Linked DNA regions of Homo sapiens: all the other regions are linked to region 1. Evidence: chromatin contacts called from ENCODE Hi-C or POLR2A ChIA-PET data. All regions are on one chromosome and are shown on one strand. Each heading gives the region's core, a stretch centred on a gene start or an enhancer-like site at or near the end of the contact. The rest is flanking DNA. Distances are from core to core; before and after follow the strand shown. Region 1 overlaps MIR3681HG (MIR3681 host gene). Region 2 has its middle 62 kb from the start of MIR3681HG. Region 3 holds the start of MIR3681HG (MIR3681 host gene). Region 4 has its middle 120 kb from the start of MIR3125. Region 5 overlaps MIR3681HG (MIR3681 host gene).

Region 1 (4,801 bases), core at 1,175-3,674:
AGTTCTCACATTCCTTCCCACTGGGCCTCACATGCTCCCCTTCCTGCAGCTCTTTCCAGGCACCCCCGCCCTCACAGATGTTTACATGTTCAGGCTCCTTTCTGCCACAGGGTAGCCTTGGCCTCTTTCAGGAGATTGCTCCATATAATTGTTTCTAGCGCACAGCTGGGGACAGGCCCAGCCTTTCTCCCAACCTTCCCCCTCGCCCCCCGACGGCTTCTGAGAGCTGGATGTACCAAGAAGCCCACTGGCTGGCTCAGACCCACCCTCATGACTGAGCCAGTCCTGACCCAGTTCGAAAATATATCAGGCCCATGATAGCACTCAATTCTAACTTTCCATGTGATTTAGACAAATCACCAGACTTCTCTGTGTGCTTCCTTATACTTCAAGTACCAATTCCAATACTTGCTTTATAGCAGAGGGAGGCAGTGAGCATCAAAATAGGTTTTAAAAACAACAGTGATAACAACAGCAGCAAAACATTAGGCACAGGCACATTGTTTTTACTGATGAACTATGGGCTGCCTGTCACACATTGGCAATGGGGAGCTGAATGCTAACCAACCATCCCTGCCCCCAAGGAGTTCATAGCCTCAGGAAAAAAGAATAACAAAAACCAGCCACGTGAACAATGAGCTCTGCAAAAAGTCTATATGTTTATAATACTTGCAACTAAAAGTCATTTCATTCCACAGCCTCTTTTGAATTTATTTTTATAACAACCCTGCTGGGTACATGCTATGAATATTCCTCTTCCAACAGAGGAAACTAAGTCCTAGCAAAATGGAATCATGAATAAGAGCAGAGTCAGGATTTGAACGGAGGGGATTTTGCTGTTGCTTTTTGTTTGTTTTTGTTTTGTTTTGTTCCTAAAGCCTTTCATTGCTTTTGATCACTTTTCAGCCCAGAGTCACAGATGGCTGTGCTTTTCCATCCGGGCCACTTAATCTGATGGTAATGCACCATTTCTAAGAAGAGTTCTCTACTATTTCCCATGATATTTCCTTCCAAGTTGTTGACACCATTCTGCAGATTTTGATGCTGGTGGTAAATTCTCTAATGAAGACTATTTGCTTCATTGATGTCAAATTACTGCCTTACTGCTCTTATTTTTTGCCTTTTTGTGCACACAAATAGATTTTTGTTTTAATATGGAATCATAAAATCATCTCTTCAAATATATTTTAAACGCAGTTAAACTCAGTATGTGTAATACTAATCATATAACCTAATGAACTAAAGTGGTGATAATGTGTACAACTCTGAGCCCACATGTGACCCCAGTAGCAACTACATCGCAATTGCCACCACCTGGCTAGCAGCAATTTTAAGATGCATTCTGATACAAAAGATGCTAAAATCTGAAAAGTACATGATTTAGAATACACAAAACACAGTATAGTTTTTTCTTTTCCTTTTAGTAAGAACTCTGGATTTTTTTTTTTGGCTAGCCTGTAAGATCCTTTGAAAAACTGGGTCTCACATATGCATACTTGGCATCTAGGATGCAAAAGAAAAATACGGGAAGCGGGAAGCTACAGTGTGCCAGAAATAGGTTATCCATTGCCACATGTGTTGTTTAGTTGGCTTATTACAATAGCCCAAGGGTAGCCTGCACTTTCCCCACTTTACAGAGTGTTTTTTAAAAGTATACTGGGTACACCTTACATAGCTTAAGACACATAAGAGGCATTCAATAAATGTGTGCTGGTGAAATGAAAGAATATGTAGAGATTAAATAACTTGGTCATGTTCAGGCAGTTAGTTGACATTGAATCAGAAAATTGACTCTTGACTGGTCTGACTCAAAGGCCCATTCTTTGGCAATTGCTAGTCTGGCTCCAAGCGGGTGACTACGAGGTCTGGCAACTAATGGGAGACAAAAATATTTACTGTGTCAGTTAGAAGGAAGAAGGAAGGAAGGAAGAAAGAGAAGAAGAAAGGAAAAAGGAAGGAGAAGAAGGAGGAAGGAGGAAAGGGAGGAAGAAAGGAAGGAGGAGAGGGAGGGAAGGACAGAAGGAAGATCGAAGGAAGAGGTGAAAAAAAGAAAAAAGAAAGGATGAGAGAAAGATAATAAGAAGCAAGAAAAAACAGAAGTAAAAACTGAGAAAAGGGAAGGGAAAAGGGAACGAAAAGACAGGCAAAATGGAAAAAGAGGAAAATGAAAGAAAAGGAAGAAAGCAGGGAAGAAAGCTGTCAGTAATGGCTAAACATTAAGAAACTGGATTAGAAAGATAGTGTTTTTGCAAAGCCAATGTTGGCTTTCCTCCAGATTTCACTAGTTTTACAGTTATTCTAGAAAGTTCTCTAAACATCAAATTTTGAAGGAAGGAACCAACACTGCAACTGCTACTTGTTTTCAGGTTCTTGACCAACAGAGGCTTAATGAGTAATGTATTTGCTCAAAGTGAACTGAGGAAAGCAGTACTTAAGAACGCCTCTCACTGGTCAGCTAAGTGAGACAGTAAACCACCCAGGACGTTATATATCCTGTGCATATGTTTAAACCGGTGACTTGGGAAGAAACTGAAAGTTACTTTGTATAGTGAAACTTCCAGGCATAGTTTACTCAGTCTACTCAATACTGAGATCTAAGCCTAACTCCACAGCACCCGTGGGAGTGCTCTTTAAAGAGGAAGATGAGCTTTGAGCACTTTTTTTTTTTTTTTTTTTTTTTGAGACAGAGTCTCGCTTTCGCCCAGGCTGGAGTGCTGTGGCACTATCTCGGCTCACTGCAAGCTCCGCCTCCCAGGTTCATGCCATTCTCCTGCATCAGCCTCCCGAGTAGCTGGGACTACAGGCACCCGCCACCATGCCTGGCTAATTTTTTTTTTTTTTTTTTTGTATTTTTTACTAGAGACGGGGTTTCACCATGTTAGCCAGGATGGTCTCGATCTCCTGACTTTGTGATCCGCCCCCCTCAGCCTCCCAAAGTGCTGGGATTACAGGGGTGAGCCACTGCACCCGGCCAACTTTGGGCATTTTAACCACAGTTCAGCATAATGAGAGAGATGGTGGCTGTTATCATAGGCAGAGATTTTCTTTCTCCTTCATTTCCATTACTCAATTAATTCTTGCTTTTGTTCTGTGTTTGTTAAAGTTGCCATTAAGGTCAGAAAAATTCTTTATATAGAAAACAAAACAACAACAAACACCAGTGTGGTACTGGAGGAGTACTGGAATAGGAGCCAGGAGGTCTTGGTTCTAATCTTGCCTTTGCTACAGGTTTGCCACCTGACCTTGGACAAACTGCTTTATCCCTCTGGGTCTCCTCACAATCAAAATCCATGAATATTTAAGCTGTGACACATTTGGAGACGCACTGCTGAACACATAATATTATTATGCAGCCCAGTGTCTCAGAGTTGCCATCCATAGTCAAGGAGAGCTTTCTATACTTTCAGAAATAGCATCTCGTTTTTAGATAAGAAGTTTTAATTGAACTATAAAGGAGTAATATGCATTTCTTTTCTTTCTCCATTTTTCCTTTTTTCTGAGGCAGGGTCTCGCTCTGTCACCCAGGCTGGAGTGCAGTGACAGGATCACAACTTACTGCAGCCTCGATTTCCTAGGCTCAAGTGATCCTGCAACCTCAGACTCCCAAGTGGCTGGGACTACAGGTGCGCACCACCACTCCCAGCATTTTTTTTTTTTTTGGTAGAGATAGGGTCTCACTATTTTGCCAGGCTGGTCTAGACCACCTAGGCTCAATCAGGTATCCTGCCTTGACCTCCCAAAGTACTGGGATTACAGGTATGAGCCAGGGTGCCCAGTAGTAACACCCATTTCTGATAGAAACTTTGGAAAATATGGACAAAAGCAGGAGAGAAGGAAAAGGTAATCCTGTCATGCAGAGGTAACCATGATTGTTTTGATGTACTTTTGATAGTATTTTAAATATATACATTTATAAGCATATTGGGGAACATATTATATTGAGATTTTTAAAGTTTTTAAAAATTATTTATTACTGTAAACAATCTCCTATGCAATTAGTCTTCAAAAAATGATTTTTAGTGACTGACCACATAGGACTCCATCAAATGGATTAAGTGTAATTAATTTGAACATTTTTCTATTCTTGGTCTTTTCAGTTATTTGGGTTACTTTTGCTATTATAAAAATGCTGTGGTGACTACATATTTGGAAATATGAACGTATTCATGCCTTTTCAAATAACAAATTGGAAGGATAAGAATTACTGGGTTAAAAAACTAGGCCAATTTTAAATTGTCCTGCAGAAAAGTTGCAGCAATTTATCTCACCAGAATGTTCTGAGGATGTTATTGTACACCTGCTTACCAATGTCAAGGAACATGTAACAACAGCAATAAGAAAAACACAACACATTCTCTAACCTACTGAGAGCAGATTTTATTTTACTGATGTGTTTATATTCATTTCACTGATTATTCGTAAAGTTAACGTTTTTATTTCACATTTGCTTGCCACTTGCAAGACTTCTTTTGTAAAGTGCCTTTTGTATTCTTTGAACACTTTTCTATTAAGGGGGAGTGGATGTTCAGGCTTTTCCTATAGCTTTAAAGCCCTTACATGATGAGGATGTAAAACATCGCTATGCTTGTGGTAGATTTTTTTTTGCCATATTTTATTTTATTATTGTTTAAGGTGTTCTGTTTATAATATCTAAGGAAATATATTTTTAGGACAGAAGTCAAATTCCCTGAAGGCATGGAAATATAGCACTTCCCACCAGAAATACATTCTTTTGGTATTAGCACAGAGCTTTTAAAACAATAAACATGAGATTCACATCAGAATTGTCTCTCTCATTTTT
Region 2 (4,801 bases), core at 1,501-4,000, 490 kb before region 1:
TGTTTAAAAAGCCTCTGGTAGTTGCAGTGAGCCAGCATCACGCCACTGCACTCCAGCCTGGGTAATGGAGCAAGACTCCATCTCAAAAATAAAAAAATAAGAAGCTTGGCCGGGTGCAGTGGCTCATGCCTGTAATCCCAGCACTTTGGGAGGCTGAGGTGGGTGGATCACGAGGTCAGGAGATCGAGACCATCCTGGCTAACACAGTGAAACCTCGTCTCTACTAAAAATACAAAAAATTAGCCAGGCGTGGTGGCGGGCGCCTGTAGTCCCAGCTACATGGGAGGGTGAGGCAGGAGAATGGCATGAATCCAGGAGGCAGAGTTTGCGATGAGCCGAGATCACACCACTGCACTCCAGCCTGGGTGACAGAGCAAGACTCCGTCTCAAAAAATAAAATAAATAAATAAAAAAGCTTCCGGTGGCCCCCTCTGACCCATGGAAGACACTAGAACCTGAAGAGTATCGACCCCAGAGTCAGATAGCCAGGAGTTGTGAATCCTAGCTTCACCATTTAATAAGAGCTTCTTGAAAAATCTCATGCAAAAATTGAGGATTACCAGAAAACCTACCCCATAGATGTTGTGAGTGTCAATTGAGTTCATATGTGTAAGGCACCGGGCATCATGTGTGGTGAGGAAGGACTCAGCAATTGTTGCCTGTGTTTTTTATTACACTATAAAGCTCAGAACCCTTAGCTTGCTTTATGTTTCTCTATATGGTATTTTCAGTGGAATATCTTGCATATCCCTATATATATTTTTTCATGTTTGAGCCACCCTAAACCTCATTATTCCAGGATTCATCAGTATTTAAACTTAGCATTTTTTTTCTTCTCTAGAATCTCCTTTTCCCCATTCTATGCCTAAGTAAACCATACGGAAGACGACAAGTGTGACAGAAACAAAGGATCCAGGAGTCATGAAGAATTCCAAGATGGCCCAGAATCTCCCTAGTTATGTTAGCATTTTTATTTGAAAGTGGCATAGGCCAGGTGCGGTGGCTCAGGCCTATAATCCCAGCACTTTGGGAGGCTGAGGCGGGAGGATCACTTGAGGTCAGGAGTTCGAGACCAGCCTGGCCAACATGGTGAAACCCCGTCTCTACTAAAAATATGAAAGTTGGCCAGGTGTGGTGGTGCACACCTATAATCCTAGCTACTGTAGTGGCTGAGGCATAAGAATCGCTTGAACCCAGGAGGCAGAGGTTGCAGTGAGCCAGGGTTGCACCACTGCACTGTAGCCTGGGCGACAGAGTAAGACACCGTCTCAAAAAAAAAAAAAAAAAGTAGCATAAGATGGAGGTACAGGGATGTGTGACCCTTTGTTACTGAAACACGAGGGGTTCAGTGTAGGTCCTGTTGCTCACTACACAGAAAGTCAATCACTGAGGCAATGAGTATTACCAGGGAAGAAAGTTTTAATCGGGTGTTTCAGCCAAGGAGATGGGAAATCGGTCTCAAATGTGTCTCCCCAACAACTAAAATTAGGGGTTTATATAGTGGAGAAAGAAATGTAACCGTGTGTGAGAGGTAAGGAAGAGGAGCTGGTCAACAGGCAGTGGGTGGTTGATTAGGCAGTTATGACAGGTGAGGGGTCTGGCATCTCATTGTCCAGATACTGTGATCTAGTGAGTTTCAGTTCCTTGATACTATTTGGCAGGACTGATGGTTGATTTCCTGAAAAAGGAACTCCGATAAAACAAAAGTAAACTTCTGAAGTTTTAAGACTGGAAGGTTCAATTTCTGTGTTTATTCAAAAGAAACCATACATCAATTCTATGGGACAATTGGGCCAGTTTCACCTCCTTTTTATTTCTTCACCTCGACTGACATGGAGTCTGAAGCTAAGCAGGGGATCAGTATGCACATGGACTGCTGAGAGGCTGCTCTTTCTCATGTTTAGTGTTGGTCACTGAATTCTGCCTCTGGTCCTTGGCTGTCTGGAGGAGCAACTGAACATGGACAAAAGGTAAAAAACTCATTAAAGAGGTGACAGATGTCACTCAGAGGAAATGAATACACCTTGAAGGGGGTATGTTTTAATCAGAGACAAAGAAGCTCTCCAGCAGTTCTAGAAAATGATAGCCAAGATTTGTTGATTATCATATGCCAGGCACTGTGCTAAACACCTCACATACATTATCTTTTTTTAATGTCAAAACAAACTTGTGAGGTGTTACTATTATTTTCATTTTACAAATGTGACACCAAGATTTAGGTAGATTGAGTTACTTGTTGAGAGTTGAACCCAGCTGTCTGATGACAAAGTCTATTATTATTTTCAGAAGTCTCTAAAATATCAGTCCTTCAAAACTCCATCTGGTCAATGGATCAATTGGGTTAGTGGTTTTTAAACTTTTGACCTTAGTCCACAGTAACAAATACATTTTCTTTCATGACCATGACTCATGACTCAGGACACACACACACTCTTATAACCTCTTTTTTTTTTTTTTTAAGAGAAGGTCTTGGTCTGTCACCCAGGCTGGAGTGCAATGGCATGATCTCAGCTCACTTCAACCTCTGCTTCCCAGGCTCAAGCAATCCTCCCACCTGAGCCTCCTGAGTAGCTGGGACTACAAGTATATGCCACTATGCCCAGCTCATTTTTGTACTTTTTGTAGAGATGGGGTTTCATCATGTTGCCCAGGCTGGTCTTGAACTACTGGGCTCAAGTGATCCACCTGCGTTGGCCTCCTCAAATGCTGGGATTACAGGTTTGAGCCATCGTACCCAGCCTGTACACTCATATTTACATGCCCGCATATGAAAAGTAAAACTGAAACAAAAGTTTCACAACTCAATAGTTGCACTTCCTATACGTTTTCTATTAAATTTTCATTTTATTGCAAAGAAAAGGCTTATTATAACCACCAAATTTGTACGTGGTAATTTGCACTTTGAAAGTCTTAGAATATTTTTAATCCTTTTTCAAATTATTGGATCCTTATGTTTCTGTATTTCTTGGAAATCCTTTTAGGCTTATCCCACCCACTAGTCATTCCAGGAAATACCTTCTCATCATATATATAGACATTTAGTATGACATGGTCATAAGATCTTAGAGTATTGTTTTGTAGAAATTGCTAAAAAGGTATTTTGTAAAGTGGATTTTTTTGTGTGTTTTGTAACAGGAGAATTTGCTTTTATTTATCTTATTACCAAAAGAAATTGTATTATACTGATCATTTCCATATGTATTTTTAAAGTTGCTTGGCTGGGTTGAATCTTTATTCTTTAAGTTACAAGGACATTGTATTCAAATAAAAGGAACAATCATAATATTATTAATTAGAGCAGTAAGGCTTTGGTTTCCATGCAAATAAGCATAATTGAAATAGAACTGAGTTTTTTTTAAAGTGGATTTTGAAACTGGTGGAAAAACTTGGAAAACAAATATCTCAAAGCTAAAGCAAATGCAATCTGTATATGTAAATGAGATTGATTAATTTTAGCAGGCAAATGAGAAAATCAATGATTTTCAAAATCGAGTAATTTGGTAACCATTAGTTTCATTAGTCTTTCTGTTTCAAACTTAATTATTTAAATATAGAACTAGATTGAAGTATAATTTATGGAGAAATCATCCTTAAATTAATTACATGCAAGCTTTCCCCTATAAATGGAAGAATTGAAGGTGAAATTATAAATGCTTATTGCAGAGCATGGAATCCTTTGGTCGTGGCTTGTTCGGGTTTGACTTGGGAGATGATGTGGAAATGGGAGTACACTAACTTTGACTCAAAGCAAGATCTGAATCTCAGCTTTGACTCTAACTGTGAGCTTTTAGGCAACTTTCTTAACTTCTAAAGGGCTTCACATTTCTTAACTATTATATTAGAGAATTATATCTATGTTGCAGAGCAATTGTACAGACTAAATAAGGAAATGTATGTGAAAATCTTAGCCTAGCGTCAGGCACACAGATAAGGCTTTTATTAGGAATGGTGTCCCCAAACCCCTCACCTTCCTGGGTGGATGGAGGAAGGCTTGGGTTCAGGAAATTCTGTGTTTCTGGGACTGCTTAGGGGAGAGTGCATGGTCTGCTGGCATTTCCCCATTAGTTAGCAGTATTCTTATCTATGACATTCTGTGGATCTCTCACAGCATCACTTCCATCAGGAAACCAAGATGGGCTTTAGCAGGTAGGTCCTTCGAATTGTTGAAAAGGCCAGAACAGCAGATGAGGTAGGGAGAAACTCATACATTTGGTTTTGTTTTTATTTCCCCATTGCAATGATTGGTTTTCCTAATATTTTTCATTTCCTCATCTCGCCAAATTGTCTCATTATGACAATCATGATAACCAATACTCATATGACACCTACTCAATGATTTTGTGGGATAACTAGGGTAGGTATTAGTCTGTTCTCATGCTGCTGTAAGGATATACCCGAGACTGGGTAATTTATAAAGGAAAGAGGATTAATTGACTCAGGTCCACAGGGCCCGGGAGGCCTCAGGAAACTTACAATTTTGGTGGAAAAGGAAGCAAATATGTCCTTCTTCACAAGATGGCAGGAGAGAAGAATGAGAGCTGAGAGAAGGAGGAAGCCCCTTCTAAAACCATCAGATCTCATGAGAGCTTACTATCATGAGAATCACATGGGAGAAACCACCCCCATGATTCGATGACCTCCCACTAGGTCCCTCCCACCACACATGGGGATTATGGGAACTACAATTCAAGATGAAATTTGAGTGGGGACACAGTCAAACCATATCAGGTATTATTATGGACATTATATAGATGAGGAAATAGAAGCTCGGAGAGGTTACATGGACTGCCCAAGACCATGC
Region 3 (4,801 bases), core at 1,487-3,986, 420 kb before region 1:
CACTGCACTCCAGCCTGGGTGACAGAGTGAGACTCTGTCTCAAAAAAAAAAAAAAAAAAAAAAAAAGAGTTGGAACATCCCACTGCATGCAGCCTTGCGCATAGTTACAAAAACACCGCCAGAGTTATAATTTCTGGATGACAAGTCTATTTGGTTTCTGTGGTAAATTTAAGATTCCTGCAGAATCTTAAATGCAATATTAACAAAACTCATAACCACTGTCGACTTCTCATTATTAAAGTGTTATCTTTTAATTGTATAAAACTTGGAAACTGTATTTAATGTGGTGTCCATGATAGGACTGAATAGCAGAGACTTTGAGAAAAACATCCAGGTCAGACTGCTTTGGGATTATACTTTGGGGAATTTGGGATGAGACCGTAGGCTGGTGGATAGGGAAGGGGTTTGTCACTGAGCGAATGTTTCAGTCCTTGATGTAAACCTTAGAGAAGGAAATGAGGGCTCATGAGATGGACCTTACTCATGTTTTATAGGTAAATTCTTCTAGAACAAACTCCCTGGGGTTGGCAGTCAGCCTGGCCCTCATTGAGGCCTGGTGAAGCCTGATGTGGATTCGTAGTGAGTAACTTGCCACTGTCCCGTAGGGTCAGGATGGAAGCCAGGCACCTGGGACCTGGGCTGGGAAGGGATGCCCAGGTGAGTCTGGACCTGGGGAGCAATAATTGCAAATGATTCTGTCCACGTAATTTTCCGTCCATTGTCCCAGAATGCTCCATGTCTTTTGTATGTTACAATCTAGGTTTCTCGGTGGTGGTAGACGTGATGGTAGTGCTATTAGTGGTAACGATATTGACAATAATAAAACACTTTTAAAGTGCTTATGAATATTTCTGGTACTATTCTGAATACTAAATGATAATGTATTTTGTCCTCACAATGCCCTTGTGAATGAGGAACTAATATTTTCCTGATTTTACAGGTTAGAAAATGAAGGGACAGAGAGGTTTCCTTTTTTTTTGACTAATTTCCTTAGAAAGGAAGTATATTACTTTGCTAGGGCTGCCATAACAAAATACCACTGACTGGGCGGCTGCAACAACAGAAATTTATTTTCTTGCAGAAAGGCGGCTGACAGTCCAAGATCAAGGTGCCAGCAGGGCTGGTTTTTCCTGAGACCTACTTCCTTGGTTTGTAGATGGCCATCTTATTGCTGTGTCTTCACATGGTCTTGTCTCAGAGGCATGCATGTCTCCAGCCAAATGTCCTCTTCTTGTAAGGACACCAGCCCTATTGGACTAGGACCCCACACTTATAACCTTAACTAAGCCTGTAAAGGCTCTGTCTTCAAATACAGTCACATTAGGGGCTAGAACTTTGACATGTGAATTTCATATCATAAATACAGAGAAGTGCAATTTGGTGGTAATAGCTAAGATGAATAGGAATTCTGATATGATTTTGAGACACATTCTCACTTAAAGTCTCAGCATATAAATAAAGTTTAATCACCTTGAAGATCAGACAGCTTCTTAAATATAATGATCCATTCTCAATTACCTATTAGTGGGAGGCCACGATAATAGAGAACTGAATTCCAAATATAATTAAAAATATTCGTGTCACTGCTTAGATGCCATCTCTTTCTTTACCAAACTTAAAAAAAGAAAAGTCTCTCCCCTAGAGCTCTTAAACCACATGATTCAGCTACTAACCGAAGCTCACCCTTTTGGATTTCCCCTGCTGTACTGTGGTCGAGGTGCTAATTAGCAGGGAAAGTGCCAAATGGCAGGCAGCCAGAGGAAAAGCAGAGAAGCTGAAAGACCTGCACAAACTGCAGGTTTGTGAGTTGCAAAATTGAGATATGCCTCTAATGAGTTATGTATTAAAGCCCCTCTGCCCCATGACAGCAACGTCACCCTGGCAGAGACCTCCAGTTTCCTTACCTGGTAAACGGGGATTATAATAATACCACATTCCCAGGCTTGCAGGGTATTAGACCAAATCAGCTAAGAGCAGCAGACTAAGAAACTGGTCTTTATTGAGCATATATTTTATGTCAGACACTTGGCAACATGATTCATTTAATTCTCACATTGATTCTATAAGGTAGGCATGGCTAGCTCCATTTTGTGGATGGGTAAACTGAGGCTGGAGAAACTTGCCAAGTGTCACATACCAATTACACTTGAACCTCACTCCAAAGGCTTTGCTCCTTCTACTGACCCGTGTTGCAGAAATGCCTGGCCTTTTGTGAGCACTCGGTAAATGTCTGTCATTGTTGGAGAGAAAAGGAAAAAAATTATCTCCTTGCTATGAATTTAAACAATATATTTTAAAGCTGCTGGGAGCCTTTTTGTCCTGGTTTTCTGCATCTGATTTACCTGTCCCATTTTAACCATTCATGTGAACATTGTTATGTAACTAGCACATGCTTTTACTGTGTATAACTTAGTGTTACATAAATCTAAAGGCTGCTGACTGCTAGCAATCTTTTAAATGTAATGAGCTGAAAGATTTGCTTTGAGCCTTGGGGCAGGATAGCTTTGGCTTAACCATTTGCTGAGTTCAGCTTTTAGGAGGATAAGTTTACTGCATCCCTTCAATAATCCAACTGAAGCCTGGATTCCAAGCAACTGTAGATGAGATTTAAGTCTCCAAGAATGTTAGAAACTTAAATAAAACAAGGCTTAAGCAGAAAGTCCTCACAATGGTGTCCACATTCCATCAGGATGACGTAATCGAAGGTTGGAACCAGGCGGCCTCTGCCTTTGTGTTCCGGGACCCCTCACTCAGTGCAGAGGGAAATTGACACAGCCATGATGAGGCCTGGCTCACAAGAGCCATAGTTACTGTAGGAGTTTCTGTGGCTAAATATGCTTAGCTATTGGTGGGTTTCTCAGCTATGACAATGGTCTCCGTAAAAACACAGAACAAAAATTTTTGGTTAATTGAGGTCAAATTTTGTGTTAAAGGAGGGTTAATTTCCCTCCCCTCTAAGAGAAGAGTCTCTATGTGTTTAAAAACATGTTAACATTTAGTCTTGTCTGTTTTGTTGATCAGTTGAAGTCAGAGCAATAAAATCCCAGGGGTGGAAAGGGTGCAAAGGGCCATTGGGTTCATTTCCCTCATTTGGAAGCCAAACACATGCAGGTGATGATCACACTGTCCTTGAGCTGGGTGCAGAGATCAGCTCTGCCACATGCTGTTTGTTAATTTAATAAGATGAAGTGTGGGACCCAGGCTGAGTTCCTCAACACATTTTTTCATCTGTAAAATGGGGATTATAAAAAATAATAGTACCTACCTTAAAGGGCTAGGCACAGAGCCGTAGATGAGTTAACATGTGTTTTGAACAGATCTGGGTATACTGTGGTGTGAAACATTTGCAATTCTTCTTATATTACAGAGGCAAGGACATGTGCTGGATGTGTATGCAGTCTTTGAAGCTGGAGAGGCCTGTGTTGGAAACTGTGCTCTGTCCCATGCCAGTTCCCTGACCTTGGGTAAGTCACATAAAGTGTGAGTCTTTTATTTTTTTCTAGAGTGGAAATGGGGCTATGAATTCCTAACACTGGTAGGATTATAAGGAAAAGGACAAGATTAAAGTAAACAATACATTATAAGCATGGTGGCTAGCACATGGCTAGTCTTCTCAATGAATATTTTTTAGAAAATATAAAAAGGATGAATATCGGATATCTTAGTAACTCCTTTAGCTTTAAGCACACATCTCTACACACAGCCACATACAAACGTATTGGCTACACATTGGACTCCTTTTTTTTTTTTTTTTTTGAGACAGGGTCTTGCTCTGTTGCTGAGGCTGGAATGCAATGGCACAAACATGGCTCGCTGCAGCCATGACCTCCCGGGCTCCTGATTCTCCCACTTCAGTCTCCTGAGTAGCTGTGATGACAGGTGCATGCCACCACACCTGGCTAGTTTTTTAATTTTTTGTAGAGATAGGGTCTTGCCATGTTGCCCAGGCTGCACATTTAACTACTTTTACTTTTTCCTTCTTAACTTCTTGACATATGGTAGAGAACACAACCTAAAGTCACCAAATAGGTGAAAAATCTAGATTTCCTTTTTTTTTTTTAAATTTTGTTTTTGACCCATTTCCTTAGAAAGGAAGTATATTCGTTTGTTAGGGTGGCCATAACAAAATACTATAGACGGGGTGGATTCAACAACAGAAATTTATTTTTGGCTAAAAATCCAAGATCGAGGATTGCATCTTTCCAATTTCTGGCAGGGCTGGTTCCTGCTTGGTTTGTAGACAGCCATCTTATTGCTGTGTCTTCCCATGGTCTTGTCTTTGTGGGCATGCATGTCTGTACCCAAATCTCTTCTTATAAGGACATCAGTCCTAGCAGACTAGGACCCCACACTAATAACCTTCATTAACTCTGTGAAGGCCCTGTCTCCAAACACAGTCACATTGGGGGTTAAGGCTTTGACATATGAATTTTGGGGACATAATTCATTTCATAAAAGAAAGATATCACTTTCTGCTTCCTCATTCATGTTGACTCATTCAGAGAAAATTTGTGGTATATTTACCATCTGCAAGCCACAGAAAGGCCTCAGAAGAAACCGGCCGTGCTGACACTTTGATGGTGGACTTGTAGCCTCCAGAATTGTAAGAAAATACATTTTCTTTTGGTTTAATCCAACCAGTCTATGGTGCTTGTGGCAACACTAGAAAACGAATATACTCCTCTATCTGGATAATAAACACTATACTTAAAACATTTGAATATCTGCTGTGTTCCAAGCGGTTGATATTTTGAATATTTTTATAATATTTCTGAATCTGTTGATCCTATTATCTGCATTT
Region 4 (4,801 bases), core at 1,075-3,574, 430 kb after region 1:
TTAATAAGCTATCTGTACTGGTAGATTACATAGGGAAAGAAAAATCCGCATGCAAAATCAGTGAGAAATGATGAAAGAACATTGACCATCACACTGGCCTGAAACGTAAGATCCTCTCCTTTGGTGCTGGACTAACTGTGAAGGAGTTGGTTACTAAAAGAAAGAAAAATTCTAATGGATATTGTTGTGAAAAGCAAAGTTATATTAAGATACTCTGATGATATAACAATGAAGCCTTAGTGAGAATCCTGTGAGTTCCTGGATATAGGGCTAATCGTCCCATTTTTTACCCACTGTAATCCATTTTTACTGATGGGTTCATTTTTATTCTCTTGCTAAATTGCTTGATGAATATTTTAAATATCCTGCCTGGGTATCTTGGTTTTAAAGCTTATTTTATGTCAAGGTACAATTTCTCAAGTTACTTGGGATTTGGGCCCCTTCTTACTTTCCCTTGTCACATCTTTTTTAGCCCCAAGGGTTTTGACATTAAAGTGACATCTAACACTCAGCAAATTAGGGTTGTCTAGTTTCACTATTAATGTTGCCTACCTCTTATGCTTCTCAAGATAACACACACACACACACACACACACACACACACATTCATGAATCAGATAATAAAGGATGCAAGTAGAGACAAGGCTCACCATTTGACCCCTACTTCTTTGAAGTAGTTAGAACATTTTACTTGCAAGTGACAGAAACCCAGTTCAAGCTGCCAAACCAAAACCAAACTGAAAAAAAAAAAAATAGACTTTTGAACTACCAAGGTAGGCAAGACTGCATACAGATCAGGTTCTTCCCTGTGGCAACGCCATCTCCATAGGGGCTATTTGGAAACACATGAGGGTGCTTTATCACAACTGGGTGGGGGGTGGCGTTCAGGGCATCTGCCAAGGATGTGCAGGTGGGGCAGTGGGCAAAACATCCCACCCAAGGAGGATTTTTAAAAAATTTACCCAGAATGACAGTAGCTCTCCCTTTGAGAAATCTGAAGCAGGTGATGAAAGCATTTCACCAAGAATCTCTCTTGGTTCTGCTTTGCTTATGTGATGATGGCTGTATTCTCAGGTGGGGTTACTGCAGGTATTGGCAAAATAGCCACCTACAGCCTCAGGCTACCCTTTTAGCGATGTCCACAGAGCAACAGTTCTTCCTTCCCATTTGCTTTAGTAGGGAATCCTGATTCCATTGAGTAGGATTGGTCCTACTTGAGTAATTTATAAACCTGGAGAGTGGAGGGATTCAGTGCTGTGGCTGGCCGGACTTGGGACACACATCTTTCTGTAGAGACCGGGGGTAGGGGTCAGGCTAACCCAACACACAAGCCTGAGAGGGATGGAAGAAGTTCCCAGAGAGATGAAGGGATGTTAGCAGAGAGGGGAACAGACAGCAGATGGGCAAATACAAAACATGTCCATTGTCTGTATGGTCTAATTTCCTGAACATCTCTTCAGTCACCCCACATTTCAGGATTCCCTAATATACCAGACCCATATACCTCAAGTTTTTGTACTAGATTGTTCTCTTGTCCTCAGATGCCTTTCCTCATCTCTTTTTGTTTGTCAAACTTCTACTTATGCCTCAGGACTGAAATATCACCTCTTCTGTGGAGCTTCCTTTTTAGCTGTCCCTACTAAACTCGTACCTCCCTCCTCTGTGCACGCATAGCATTTTGTCCATGAAAAGAAGGAATTGAATTAATTAGCAAGGATAAGGAGCTGAACAATCCACATCCTTTTTGGAAATGGAAAGCAGATGATGCTGTATTAGATAAGATCAAACAACATCAAATAAACAAATGTTTATTGAGTGTGTACCATGCACAAGGCTTTCCAAGCAGAACCTTGCTGATTGTGTGTGTGTGTGTGTGTGTGTGTGCACGTGTGCTTGCAGATGCTTAGAATCACAGGCTTTTATGATCTGGGTTTCTTAAACCTTATCTGGTTCAACCACTTCCTTATTCAGATCAGGTAACTGAGGCTGAAGTGGGTTTCTTTCTAGCTCTAAAAAGTATATGATCTGAGTCACTAAAAGGAAGGAAAGGTTGGCCCAATTCTAGGCCAAAAAACCACAGCTATGTAGCTTAAACTTCCTGTTTTAAATGCCATGCCAGGATAAAATTCTTGTCTACAGGGTAACAACCACTCCAGAGAGAGAATCAAAATTAACACCAACCTCTTTCTTTCCCCTGCCTCTTTCTCTCTCTCAATTTCTCTCTCTTTCTCTCTCGCTTCTCTTTCTCCCTTTATTTCTCTGTTGCCTCTCTTAAGGAGACATAGGAAACTAAGAGGACTGAGTGGCAGGGCCAAGGCATTGGGAGCACGATTCATACTTTTTTTTCTATCTTGCTGATGTGTTTATAGAAGTACACTATTTATGACTCAGTACATAGTGAAGAGACATAACAAATTTTTCTGGGAATTCAAAATATGCAAACAGAATATGTATCAAATGCATGAGAATTATGGGGACATATGTTTTAAAACAAAGGGATAAAGGTGCCTACTCTTTGTGACAAAGTCCCTTCCATGTTTATGACAATGTCTGCATAGCCATTCTCTTTTGAAGAAGCCAGAATTGGCTAGAAATAGAATTGCATGAACCCTGTCATATTCAAAATGGAAAGTAGATATTTATTTGCATTCCTGCCAGGGATACTCAGGCACAAACATATAGAAATATTTCCATAAAATATGGTTTAAAAAAAATGCCAAGGCCCATCCTTCCCACTGCCATTGCCCCTGTTGCCTGCAATCCCAACTCTGCATTCGGGCTCTCTCCAGGTTTTGCCCCACTAATCACTCTTCCACCTGCTTCCTGGTGCCTTTAGATCTTTTTTTCAACATATTATACCCAGGTTCAAAAATGGCCTTATAAAACGTCATCCTGCCTCCCCAGCCTAGCATCAGGGCCTTCTTCCTTGACTCAGACCATCCATAAACTGTTCAAGCATGTTTGATGTATATGTAGCATGTGTCTGGCACTGCTCCAGGGATCAGGTCACTAAACTGAACAAGAATGGGCATATATTCCAGTGGAAGTACCTAACAATAAACAAGTAAATAGGCAAGTGAAGAAAATGAAATTAGGTAATGTGATAAGAAGTGGCCAGGGGCAGTGTAACAACCTGAGGATATCTGGCAAAGGTCACTCTCAGGAAGTGATATTGAGACCTGACTAATAGAAAGGAGGTAATTTCTGGGGACATCTGAGGATGATCTCTCCAAGCAGAAGGAGAAGCAAAGACAAATTTCCAGAGTTGTGGAAGAATTAAATATGTTTGAAGAATAAAAATGTAAAACAAGGTGATATGGTGGAGGGCAGTTAGTAAGCTAAAGAGGTGAGCAAGAAGTCTAATCATGACATGTCTTAAAACCACAGAAAAAGGAAGTGTTGGTTTTATTGGAGGACCATAGAAAGTTATGATCCACTTTTCAATCTGGGAGGAACATGATTGCCATTTTTAAAGAGTTTACTTTGGCCTTTCTGTGGACAATAAACTGAACGATATCCTCACCCTCATATATTCACACCATGGTGTAATCCTCTCTCCTTGAGAGTTGACTGGACCTACTGACTCACTTCTAATTAACTGAAAACAGCAAATAAATGAGATATCTCTTCTGATATTAGGTTGTGAAAAGACTTTGGCTTTCATCTCTCTCTTTCTCTTATTCTCTCTTTTCCTCTCCTGGTCCTTCTCTTCCTTTGCTCTGTCATACATGCACATATGGCAGGTTTCATGTTGTGAGCTGCCCTATGGAAAGGCTTACCTAACAAAGAAAAAAATGTCCCTTCCTAACAGCAGTCTACAATCACTGCCCACAGCCATGTGAGTGAGCCTGGAAGTTTTATTAGTTGGCTGGGGCTGCCATAACAAAATACCACACACTGAATAGCTTAAACAACAGAAATTTATTTTCTCTGGAGACTAGAAATCCAAGGTCAAGGTGTTGCCAGGGTTGGTTTCTCCTGGGGCCTCTCTCCTTGGCTTACAGACATCTGCTTCTTACTATGTTCTCACATGGCCTTTCCTCAGTGCATGTGAGCCTCTCCTGTCTTTCCCTCTTCTTATAAAGGCACCAGTCATAGTGAATTAGGACCCCACCCTGTGGCCTCATTTGACCTTAATTACCTCTTTAAATGCCCTATCTCTAAATACAGTAACATTCTGAAGTATTATAGGTTAGGGCTTTAACATATGCCTTTTGGGGACACAATTTGGCCCATATCAAAAGCAGATCCTCCCTTAATTGAGCCTGAAGATAACTACATTACAGTGACACTTCAGTTTCTAACCTTGTGAGAGACCCTGAGTCAGAGCTGCTCCACCAAGCCATGTCTAGTTACTACCCCATAGAAATATGTGAGATAGAAATTAGGTATTGTTTAAGCAGCTAAGTTTGGAGGTAATGTTTTACACAGAGGTAGATAACTAATAACAGATATTGGTATCAGGAGTGGGATGCACTTTAAAGATATCTAAATATGTGAAGTTGGCTTCAGAAACAGGCAGAAGGTAGAGACTGAAAGGATTTTGAAGAACATGTTACAGAAATCCTAAATTGCTTGCACTAACAGATTGTTAGTGCAAATATAGACTTTGAAGATGTTTCCAGTGAGGGTTCAAAAGGAAAAGAGGAACATGTTATTAAAAACTAGAGGAAAGGCAATCCTTGTTTCTTTGTTATGTAGTGGCAGAAAGCTTAGTAACACTGTCACCTGAAGTTATGTGGAAAGCAGATGTTTGTAATGAACTTTTTCATTTAGCTAATAAGCTTTCCAAACAAAGCGT
Region 5 (4,801 bases), core at 1,604-4,103, 400 kb before region 1:
AGATTTAAAATACTGTAAATTTGGACATCATATGGACCAAATTGTATAATCTCCCCCCCACAAATCAGAACTTCCACAACATCATGTGTTTCAGAAACACAGACCATGAAGTGAAATCTCATCATACACACATTTTAAAAATGTAAATATAAAATAAAATGTGTAAAAACACAATGTAAAGGTAAACATGCCAAGTGAAAATTAAAAATTATAAATGCATTCGTATGTGTCAGCATAACATTAAGTCTAAGCATAGTGTGTATTGTTGCTGTTCTTAAAAGGATGCATTAAGTATCTGATGATAGTGATTATTGTTTGGGGGAGGGACCAAGAATGGAAAGATGTATGTACTTTTCATTTTATAACATTGCACACCACTGAGCAGCCTCATCCAGTGCAGGGTATTATTTTTAACCTTAAAAAATAGGGTCAACTGGGGCCAGGAGCGGTAGCTCACGCCTGTAATCCCAGAACTTTGGGAGGCCAAGGCGGGTGGATCGCGAGGTCAGGAGATCGAGACCATCCTGGCTAACGTGGTGAAACCCCGTCTCTATTAAAAATACAAAAAATTAGCTGGGTGTGGTGGCAGGCGCCTGTAGTCCCAGCTACTTGGGAGGCTGAGGAAGGAGAATGGTGTGAACCTGGGAGGCGGAGCTTGCAGTGAGCCAAGCTCGTGCCACTGCACTCCAGCCTGGGTGACAGAGCGAGACTCCATCTCAAAAAAAAAAAAAAAAAAAAAAAAAAAGATCACTTGGGATTATTTGAGTGGTGGGATGATAAGCCAAAATTTTCCGGCTTTCTAGATCTCTGTATTAAAAACAAGTTATAGTTGTTTTTTTAAATTAACATTCTTAAAATACCTACCAGTTGTAGTTTACTAACTGCAGTCAAATTTCTAAAGCTTGTTAGGTGATGGGGCTGCTAGAAGCCATGTGCTTATGAGACAATGCATTCAATGTTGACATTCATCATCTGCTTCTTTTTAAATAATTTTGGTAAACTATTCCTAACATAAAATTTACAACTTAACCATTTTTAAGTGTGCCGCTCAGCGGCATTAGGTACATTTACATTGTTGTGCAACCATCATCATCCATCTCCACAAGTCTTTTCATCATCCCAGACTGATACCCTGTCCCCATTTAATAATAGTTCCTCATTCTTCACTCCGACTCCTGGCAACCACCATTCTGCTCTTCGTGTCTATGAATTTGGCGGCTCTAGGTACCTCACGTAAGTGCAATCATGCCATATTTGTCCTTCTGGGACTGGTTTACTCCACTTAAGATAATGTCCTCAAGGTTCATCTGTATTGTGGTGTGTCAGAATTTCTTTCCCTTTGGAGACTGAATAATATTCCACTGATGTATGTGGCACATTTTGTTTCTCTGTTGATCCACCGATGAACACTTGGGTTGCTTCCACCTGTTGGCTATCGTGAATAATTCCGCCGTGCATATGAATGCATAAGTGTCTGTGTGAGACCCTGCTTTCAGTTCTTTTGGAAATATGCCCAGAAGTGGAATTTCTGGATCATGTGGAAATTCTGTATTTAATCTTTTGAGGAACCGCCATACTGCTTTCCACAATGGCTGCACCGTTTAACTCTCCTACCAGCAATGCACAAGAGTCCCAGCTTCTCCACATCCTTGCCAATGGTTATTTTATGTATGTGTCTGTGTGTGTGTGTGCGTTTTCTGATAGTGACCATTCACATGAGTGCAAGGTGATATCTCATTGTGGTTTTTATTTGCATTTTTATCTGCTCATTCTTACAGCAAACATTCACTGCCAGCACACAGGTGCCAAGACCTGGGACACGCACTAGTGCCCAGAGGGGCCCTGCTGTCATCGCCCTCAGAGTGGGGTGGGGGTACTGATAACCAAATGCAAGCTGGCATTACCCCTCCTGGCAGGCAGTGAGGGGTAGCCTGCACGTGGCACTGTGGGGACCCTGGGGTGGTGTGATGCTGGCTTGCTTGGTCATCTCCAGGACTTCCTAGTAGGCTAGAGACAGTGAGTTCCAAACACTTAGGAAAAAATTATAGAATAACACTTAACAAAAAATTATAGAATAACACATAACAGTGAGAAATTTCTACTCGTTTACTTATTGTTCTCCCTGCAAGCTGGGAAAAGACAAGCATTCTTTGATTTTGCTGTTAGAACGTGGGGTTCCTTGGAACAAGTTCCAAGCACCACAGGCTTAAATGAAACATGTATTTCCACAGAGATGAAAGAAAAGGGAGGGTAAGATATCTCCTATGCAATTGCTTTGTATGCAGCCCAGGCTGTGAGGAGGAACAGTTTAGGCAACAGCAACACCACCCCCTGGCATTTGCAGAGGGCATTTAACTCTTCAAAGCACTGCCTCATAACCAAAGGAGGTGGCGTCCATGCGGAGAAAAGGTTATCACTTTTTTTTTTCTTGGCCTATAATTACTCATGTGCTTCATGCACCTGGTGGAAATTATATTTAACAGTACATGCAAATGCTTATTTCCTGAATGAATTTACATTTTCTTAGCTACTTTCTACTGTTCCCTTAATGTGGGCTTTATTAACCAGTTTTTATGCATTTTTGTTGATGTTAGCTTCTTGGCTAGTAACATTCTCATTTGGAGCTATCTTGGAGGTAGGACATAAAATGTATATGTGTTTATAAGTATAACATTCTTGAAAAATCAGTTATTAAAAAACAAAACAAAAAAGATTTTATAGCCAGAGTAGTGGAAGTCTAAGCTTCCACTACTTTCTTTTTAATGTCATTGGTTGATAGGTATTATACAAGTAATTGCTACCTTTAAAAAATTGATGAGGTTTAGTGTTTACTCCTGCTGAGTGAATTTTTTTCAGGATACCAAGCATTCTTTCTGTACTCTGAGTCATAGGTCAAAAAGTGGCTCTTAGATTCATGTATTTACTCTTTCTGAAAGCTTCTGCCTCCATTGTGGCATTGTAAAAGTGTCCTGGCTTTTTTAGGGGGAAAGGGAATGGGTGTGATGCTTTCTTTCTGGAAGCTTCTGCCTCCATTGTGGCATTGTAAAAGTGTCCTCGTTTTTTTAGGGGGAAAGGGAATGGGGTGTGATGCCTTATAGGTGAAAAGATTTCTCTTATTCCGTCAAGACACAGGAGGTCTCAGAATGGTGCGAGTTTTGGCAGCCTGACTGGTTTCTTCAGGCCATGGGAGGAAGATAGAGCAGCAATGTTCAGGGACCTGATGTGCTCAGAGAGGCTCCCAGAGCACTGCGTCCACTGCAGGATCTTTTTGGTTTTTGATTCATTCAAGAAATATGAATTTATTATCTCTATTACGGGTTGACTTCTGTCCCAACAAAAGTATGCTGGAGTCCTAGCCCCAGGTGCCTGTGAATGTGACCTGATTTAGAAATTGGGTCTTTGCAAGTATAATGAAATTAAGATGATGTCATATGAAATCAGGATGAGCCCTAATTCCATATGACCGCTGCCCCTCTAAGAAGAAGAGGAAAGACATAAACCCAGACTCAGAGAGGACATCACGTGAAGATGGAGGGAGAGGTGGGAGTGACGTGTCCATGAGCTAAGGAGCATCAGGGACTTGTGGTAAATCCCCAGAAGCCAGGAGAGAGGCAGGACGTGGATTCTCCCTCAAAGCCCGCAGTAGTAACCAAGCCTAAGACACCTGGGTTTTAGGCTTCTAACTTCCAGGACTGAGAGAGAATAAATGTCTGCTGTGTATTGCCATCAGGTCTATGGTGATTTGCTATGGTAGCCCCAGGAAACTCAGACAATGTCCAATATCCCAGATGCCACTTGGCACTGAGAAGCGTTAGGTAAAGGGGACAGTGTCTTTGCCCTGAAGAGGTAACACCAATGGAGGAACACACCCATGGAATGGGGGCAGTGGGTCCCATGTGGAGGATGGTAGGCTTTGGAGTCAGACCGAAGCAACTTCCAGTTGGGAGCTGATTTTCTTAAACTTTTTGGAGTTTGGGGTTTTTCCTTTTTACAGTGCAGGGCACCAGTGTCCTTCTCATGGGATTCCTGGTGGAAGGGTGAACACAGGTGTGGAGCTGAATGAGTTTGACCAGGGCCCAGCCTGCCGAAGGCCCCCAGCTAACACTTGCTATGGAAGGCCTGGACACACCGTCCTCACTCAGGTCATCCATTTAGAGTCAGTCTCTGCTCTTTCAAATTCACTTTGGTAGTTTTTGTCCTTGCATGGTGTTTATTTAAGGAACCATTCGGTTGGTTGAAACCTCACAGCATTTAGGTTTTGGCTCAATGCATTGGAACAATCTAGAAGGTATTTATAGCTAAAAACGTTTGTGCACCCCAAACCACATTATTTTACATCTCCTAACACTTGAACGAGCTCTGGTTTGGTTTGGATCTTTAAACCTTCTTGTGGTGTGGAGGAGAGTGAATTTTCCAACATCCCTCTCTCATCTCTGTAAATATCTTGGTCCCACCCCATCCAGTCGTCCCAAGCTGCGGTCTTCATCAGGTGACGCACAGGCAGCCCGATTATAATAACGTGGGCAGATGCTGTGTGAGGAGCCTTGATGGCCATTATTGGCAGATATTGGGCAAGACACTTTAATAGCTCACAACCTGCCTTTGTCTGGACTCACTTCAAGTCCTTTAACAGACACCTTCTATGGACAAAAATTGGTTTTCATTTTTGGGTCTTGGCAAGACAGAAACACAGAAAAACACATTTCTTCTGTTTCTTCTATACACCTGTGTAGGAACAAGCCAGGATTTATGAAGTTTGTCCTTTTTGAAAAACTCATTTTATTCCTAGCCAATATCATGA

What was found. A loop is a pair of places that touch in the nucleus more often than their neighbours do. ChIA-PET counts read pairs that join two places held with the same protein, here RNA polymerase II (POLR2A). Pooled maps may share reads with other maps.
Region 2: a map with no recorded cell type shows a loop between it and region 1 (8-fold over the local background). The contact joins two enhancer-like sites. A Hi-C loop is called at or near these places in 1 of 37 single-sample maps with no recorded cell type and 5 of 50 pooled maps. POLR2A ChIA-PET finds 5 or more read pairs at or near these places in 3 of 52 experiments (CD4-positive, alpha-beta T cell, GM12878 and WTC11).
Region 3: a loop to region 1 is called in a map with no recorded cell type, with 12 times the contacts of the local background. The contact joins the promoter of MIR3681HG here to the enhancer-like site in region 1. A Hi-C loop is called at or near these places in 6 of 37 single-sample maps with no recorded cell type and 7 of 50 pooled maps. POLR2A ChIA-PET finds 5 or more read pairs at or near these places in 1 of 52 experiments (A673).
Region 4: a pooled map shows a loop between it and region 1 (4-fold over the local background). The contact joins two enhancer-like sites. A Hi-C loop is called at or near these places in 4 of 50 pooled maps. POLR2A ChIA-PET finds 5 or more read pairs at or near these places in 2 of 52 experiments (activated CD4-positive, alpha-beta T cell and naive thymus-derived CD8-positive, alpha-beta T cell).
Region 5: a loop to region 1 is called in a pooled map, with 5 times the contacts of the local background. The contact joins two enhancer-like sites. A Hi-C loop is called at or near these places in 8 of 37 single-sample maps with no recorded cell type and 6 of 50 pooled maps. POLR2A ChIA-PET finds 5 or more read pairs at or near these places in 1 of 52 experiments (GM12878).

What each region holds. Positions count from the first base shown.
Region 1 is chr2:12,428,452-12,433,252 of GRCh38, forward strand. The region is part of intron 4 of MIR3681HG (MIR3681 host gene); the gene reads left to right. Among named protein-coding and RNA genes, the nearest start is that of MIR3681, 230 kb to the left of the region's middle. Within about 2 kb of position 2,425, at least 7 of the 41 ENCODE cell types and tissues checked have a DNase peak (open chromatin) inside an H3K27ac peak, as active enhancers do.
Region 2 is chr2:11,942,906-11,947,706 of GRCh38, forward strand. No RefSeq gene overlaps it. Among named protein-coding and RNA genes, the nearest start is that of MIR3681HG, 62 kb to the right of the region's middle. Within about 2 kb of position 2,751, at least 5 of the 41 ENCODE cell types and tissues checked have a DNase peak (open chromatin) inside an H3K27ac peak, as active enhancers do.
Region 3 is chr2:12,004,380-12,009,180 of GRCh38, forward strand. MIR3681HG (MIR3681 host gene) reads left to right here and starts at 2,737. Exons shown (of 6, transcript NR_110196.1): 1 at 2,737-2,848; 2 at 3,368-3,464. RefSeq lists enhancers at 1,966-2,015, 2,524-2,818, 4,250-4,299.
Region 4 is chr2:12,855,112-12,859,912 of GRCh38, forward strand. No RefSeq gene overlaps it. Among named protein-coding and RNA genes, the nearest start is that of MIR3125, 120 kb to the left of the region's middle. RefSeq lists a cis regulatory region at 1,894-2,057. Within about 2 kb of position 2,325, at least 6 of the 41 ENCODE cell types and tissues checked have a DNase peak (open chromatin) inside an H3K27ac peak, as active enhancers do.
Region 5 is chr2:12,030,243-12,035,043 of GRCh38, forward strand. The region is part of intron 2 of MIR3681HG (MIR3681 host gene); the gene reads left to right. LOC124906141 (small nucleolar RNA SNORD18) reads right to left here and starts at 130; the gene lies at 61-130. RefSeq lists an enhancer at 4,373-4,422. Within about 2 kb of position 2,854, at least 4 of the 41 ENCODE cell types and tissues checked have a DNase peak (open chromatin) inside an H3K27ac peak, as active enhancers do.